Linked DNA regions of Homo sapiens: region 1 is linked to region 2. A link is a contact called in ENCODE Hi-C or POLR2A ChIA-PET data. All regions are on one chromosome and are shown on one strand. Each heading gives the region's core, a stretch centred on a gene start or an enhancer-like site at or near the end of the contact. The rest is flanking DNA. Distances are from core to core; before and after follow the strand shown.

Region 1 (2,700 bases), core at 5-2,504, 35 kb after region 2:
AAGGTTAATGTCAAAGATATCCCCTTATGAACTGTACTTACTTACTACTTAGACAAGGCAGCCAAATAAAAAAAGAAACAACAAATATGTGGATCATCATTTCACAAAATGTTAAAAATAAATAAATAAATAAATGAATAAATAAATAAAAACAGTTCTCACAATTGATTACAGACTATGGGTCATTCTAGAGTGAAATTAAAAAAAAAAAACACAATCATTAGGCAGCAGTTTAACACTGCCTTGAGGTTTTCATAATATCTAACTAAAACAGACAAATCTGAATTCAGAAAGCATGAGAGTGTAATTACAGCATAGACCAATAATGTGAAACTGACAATGCACAGATAATTAAGCCTCAATCTGTGAAGTTTTAAAAAACATCCTTAGGGTAAGAATGAATTATCATTACAGAACTACTGCAACACATAAGTTTACAACATCATGAATTTTTTAATCTACTAGCAAAAATTTCAATTTTATACGTTTTTCAAACAAGATGGATTTACAAAAATGAAATATAAATGTAATGACTTTTTAACTTAGATTATTGAGCAGATAGATACCCTCACCTTCTAACAATAAATCTAACTTCTATTTAAATTTAGATTTAATTATTTATGTATTCAATTCAAAATTTAGCAAATATTAAAATAATTAGCCTTTTTTCATAGAATTTAAAAAGCATTTTAAAAGAAAGAAATCAAAATGTTAAGATTGCTAAGTATTTTTCTACTATAACGTGAAACATAAAATTTTCTTGAAGATGAAAATGAAGGATATCCTTCTGTATATTTCTTATTCAGTGCAGCAAACAAATGCTGATTACTTTTCTGTACTTTTTGCTCATATGTATTGTTGACATTAAAATCTATAAAATAATGTCAACCATTTTGAATGTCTATGTGAATACAGAGGAAAAATATCCAAGATTTTTATTTTTAATAAAAAGTTCAAAGAACACAGGAGACTTCAGGTTTAGATTTCAAACTTTTGAAAAGCCCTCAAAGGAGTCAACACAGCCCCTCAGTTTTCTAACAGTTGTACTTCCACAACAGTGCAGCTTTGCACACCATCCCTCTCCCACTACTTCTGCTTCTTCATTTGCCCTTACCCCCAAAACATTCAGAGGCACTACACCTTAAAAAGAAGGCTTTGAGACCTATCCCAAGGATAATACAATTGCATGAAAGATGTACAAAAATCACTAAAGCGAGGAGGAAAAATGTACTTCCTTCAGTAGCTGTGAGATTCCTTCCTGCCTGGGGCACTAAGAAGATTCTGCATAAGATCACATGGCACACCTACAACTCCCATGGGCAATGTGGCATCTGCTTTCTGCTTGGAGGGCTCCCAGGGACTAGCAAGGCCTCCAAGTGAAGGTGATAAGGAAGGAGCTGGTGCTTGGAGCCTAGTCCTGATCTAGCTTTCAAGAAATAGTTCAAAAGATAACCTGAGGTTATTGTCCAGGCCAGCCCTCCAGTTAAAAGGAGCAGGCAGGAATTCAGGGAAGAACCCAAGTCCACAACAAAGACAAAAAATTTAATAGAGCATCAGTTCTATCAGATTCTGTTGAGAGGAAGGAGGCAGGAGGGCACGTGTCCAGGGAGAGAAAAACAAAGAGCCCTATGTCAGGAAAAGACTGCAAAGTCAATATCCACATTCCTTTGAGCAGCTGTATGAAATGTTTAGTAATTCCTTTAAAAACACAGGCCATAAAGAAATATTTTCTTTTGGTATATCAAGGAATGCACTAAATATCATTTGCAGGTTCAATATCAATGACCAATCAATATCAATATCATTGACCAAAGAGAAACTCACGTTACATAACCCACAGTTTGATTTAAAAAGTTATATTATAACACTTTAAAATCATGGAATTACTATTTGCAACATAGGGAAGGAGCACAAGGAAAAACAAACAGTGAAGTCTGAAAATAATTTATTTGCTCATTTTATGATCTGAGCACCACAAAAGCAATGCTGCTATTAACTACCATAATCAAAGAAAAGAAAGGTTAGGATAAGTAATCTGGCCTAAAAATCACATGAAAAAAAAAACAGTGCTATGATATAGCTAGTACTAAATTATTTACTACTAATTTTAATGTTTCCACTCTCAAAGACTCAGTCACAAATTGAATAACGAGCTTTTCATATGATACAAAGCTTACAACAGAAGGAGTTGAAAATATACCACTCCAGCATACTTACTATTTTGAATAAAGGCATTTAATTCAAATATTGGAAAATAACAGGTGTAAAAAGAGGACTCTGATCTTCCAGCCTCCTTAAAAGCAGAAGATGAAATTCCCCTGAAAGAAATTAACATCCTGTCCTCAAGGACAAGAAGTTGAGACCAAAGAATTCTGTACAGACCTTGTTAAAAAAACGTATCTTTTAAGCCCCCCCCCACATAATTTAGTTGGTTTTTCACAACTTACTGCTCTTTTTGCAATTCATTATTTAAGCGTTTCACTCTAACTACTTATTTGGATCTTTATCTCTTTATGAGGATTCTTGTGGCACATAAAACTCATATTACTTGTATGAAATAAATTTGTATGCTTTTCTCCTGTTAATCTGTTTTATATCCATTTAATTCTCAGGCCCAGCTGGGACCCTAAGAAGAAAGAGGTGGAATTTTGCTGCCCCTATACAACTAAATGAGTATCAAGATTCTCTGTAAAATTCATG
Region 2 (2,700 bases), core at 32-2,531:
CTTGGAACCCACACTTTTGAGCAGGTCCCAGATATAACTGATTTGGAAAAAACAGCAAACCATTCCATGCAGGGAGCAAGTACTGAGTTTATATTTCTCCTAGCCATAAATTCCTGCCTTAGCAATTGGTAAGGGACAGTCATCATTAGCATCATGGCATTCTACCAGAAGGATATCCTCTTCTGCTATTTAAGGAGATACACTATATCATCATGGCATTATCTCTGAGTATTTTTTAAGTTTCTTCTCCTTCACTAGCTCTGTTCCAATCTCCCATCCCTGACTTTATTTATCCATCAAAATCCTATCCATTCTTTAATGTAATCTTAAATACCAATGCAATGAAGGCTCTCCTATGTCCTCCCATGCAGCCAAAACTGAGTATGGCAAATGAGCTGTGATTCAGGAAGATGAATGGGCAACCTTATACAGAAAAGAGAGAAGGATGTCAAGAAATAAGCACTTAGTAAACAACTTATTTCTTCTCCTTTTTACTTTATCTTCTCTCCCTATAAAAATCCTTTTCCACTATTTTTTTTTAATTTTCTAAATTAACACATAATAACTGTTCGTATTTATGGGATACATAGTGATGTCATGATACATAGTGATGTCGTGATACATATAAAGTATAATGACCAGAAGAGGTAACAAGCATGTCCATCATCTCAATTATTCATCATCTCTCTGTGTTGGAAACATTCAATATCCTCCTTCTGGCTATTTGAAACTATATTAAATTAGTGTTAACTACAGTCATCCTACAGTGCTATAGAACACTAGGACTTATTCCGCCTCTCTAGCTATAAGTTCCTGCCCTTTAACAAATCTCTCCCTATGTCCTCCTTCTCCCTACCCTTCACAGCCTCTACTATCCTCTGTACTACTTTTTACTTTGGTAAGATTCACTTTGAAAAAAGCTTCCTCATCAGTGAGAATATGGGCTGTTTAACTTTCTGTTCCTGCCGTATTTCACTTAATATAATGTCCTCCAGCTCTACCAACTTTATGCAGAGTAATCTAAAATTTCTCTCTTCCTTTCTTATCTATTCATTTCACTCAATTTCACTGCCATATTTCAAGTCATCAGTAGTCTATGTAACTGTCTTGTAAGCACCATAAACTGTAAAACTGAATTTATTTTCACCTGAAGACTTACACTCTCCTTATATCTGTCCATTAAAATATCAACTCTTCCAGTCCATCTGAAATAGAATGAAGTCATCTTTGACCTTTGCTGGTTCCTTTGCACCCACATAGCTTGCATTCTCCCCACATCTAGAATAAACTTCCTCCCCACCACTCACCAACTGTGAATTACTGTCACATTGGTTTTCTTGAGGTTTCCTGAATATATCACATTTCTACCCAAGCCAGTGCCTTTGCATACACTGTTTGCTCTGCAACGAATTGTCTTCACGCCCATCTGCACATACTTACTGCCTCCTCAACCTTCATATTTCAGCATAAATATATCCTCCTGAAGAAAGCCTTTCTGACCAGCACATTCTCTCAAACCCCTCATCCTCACAGATAACCCTAATTTAAGCTAACAGCAACCTGGATTTTTCCTTTATAACAATTATTCATTGTGATTTAAACGGTGACTTTATATTTACCTGTGTGATCATTTAATTAATATATTCTCCCCAAATAGGCTTCAGGTCATTTATCTACATTCCTCACCACCTTTCATGTAGTTAATACTATAGAAATATTTTCTGAATGAATGAATCCTATGTCTAATCAATCACAATTATAACAATCTCTGATGGCTCATTTTTAATATTTCTTGAAATTCATTTCTTATCACTTCCACTGAGGCTCCACTGAGCCTATACATTAGTCTACATGATAATAACGCCTGGCTTAGTGTAACAGTCTCCTGGTTTGCCTCCCTACTTTCAGTTTGTTTTTCTTCTGAATTTTCCTGCATATTATTTTTCAAATGTCACACAGTTGGAGAAAATCAAGAAAAGGCTCATGGAGGTGAATAACAAGATGGGTCTGATGTTTGCACAGAATGTTGATGGATGGCAATGGCTAGGGAGGCTCAGATGGAAGAACAAAAACACAAGGGGAACATGTAGGAAAAGACATGCTCCAGTTTCCCATAGTGTATACTCAGTCACTGTTTAAAAAGATCATTAGGCAGAGACACATGACATGATTGGCTTAACAAAGGAAACCCTATAAATCCAAGTAGGTTAAAATGGCAATACAAGGCCAAAACTAGACCAATAAGTGCTCTAGAAATTCAGAAGAGGAAGATAAACTCTTTCCATTGTCAGGCAACCTAAGGATGTGGGAAAGGGCACAGCATCTTTGGGGACAGTGTAAGAGCCCCTCTGCTCTAAGTCTGTAGAGACTGAGACCAGACAGCAGGAATTAGAATGCCTAAAAACATTTACAGTTTATCCCCTACGTGATCTGTTTCCAAATTTTAGCTTGCATAAGAATTAGAGGAACTTATAACAACATCCCTCTAGTGAGATAATTAACTATTTGTTGAGGAAAATGTTACCATTAACCCATTTTGTCACTAGAAATAAGTCAAGTAGCACTGTACTGAAAGAAACAGGGACTAAAAAAAGATTATCTTTCTAATAGATCCTGTTAAAGAGAAAACAATTCCTTAAAAAATAACCTACACACCTATAACAAGGATATAGTTAACAAGTAAATATTTCTGGTAGAATA

The links. Hi-C counts contacts between places; a loop is a spot of excess contacts on that map. ChIA-PET counts read pairs that join two places held with the same protein, here RNA polymerase II (POLR2A).
Region 1: a map of CD8-positive, alpha-beta T cell shows a loop between it and region 2 (1.8-fold over the local background). The contact joins two enhancer-like sites. A Hi-C loop is called at or near these places in 1 of 168 maps with a recorded cell type or tissue (CD8-positive, alpha-beta T cell). POLR2A ChIA-PET finds 5 or more read pairs at or near these places in 4 of 52 experiments (GM12878, OCI-LY7, T-cell and 1 more).

Annotation. Positions count from the first base shown.
Region 1 is chr4:36,224,102-36,226,801 of GRCh38, forward strand. All of the region lies in intron 2 of ARAP2 (ArfGAP with RhoGAP domain, ankyrin repeat and PH domain 2), which reads right to left. Among named protein-coding and RNA genes, the nearest start is that of ARAP2, 19 kb to the right of the region's middle. Within about 2 kb of position 1,255, at least 2 of the 41 ENCODE cell types and tissues checked have a DNase peak (open chromatin) inside an H3K27ac peak, as active enhancers do.
Region 2 is chr4:36,188,715-36,191,414 of GRCh38, forward strand. The region is part of intron 7 of ARAP2 (ArfGAP with RhoGAP domain, ankyrin repeat and PH domain 2); the gene reads right to left. Among named protein-coding and RNA genes, the nearest start is that of ARAP2, 54 kb to the right of the region's middle. RefSeq lists an enhancer at 1,455-1,504. Within about 2 kb of position 1,282, at least 2 of the 41 ENCODE cell types and tissues checked have a DNase peak (open chromatin) inside an H3K27ac peak, as active enhancers do.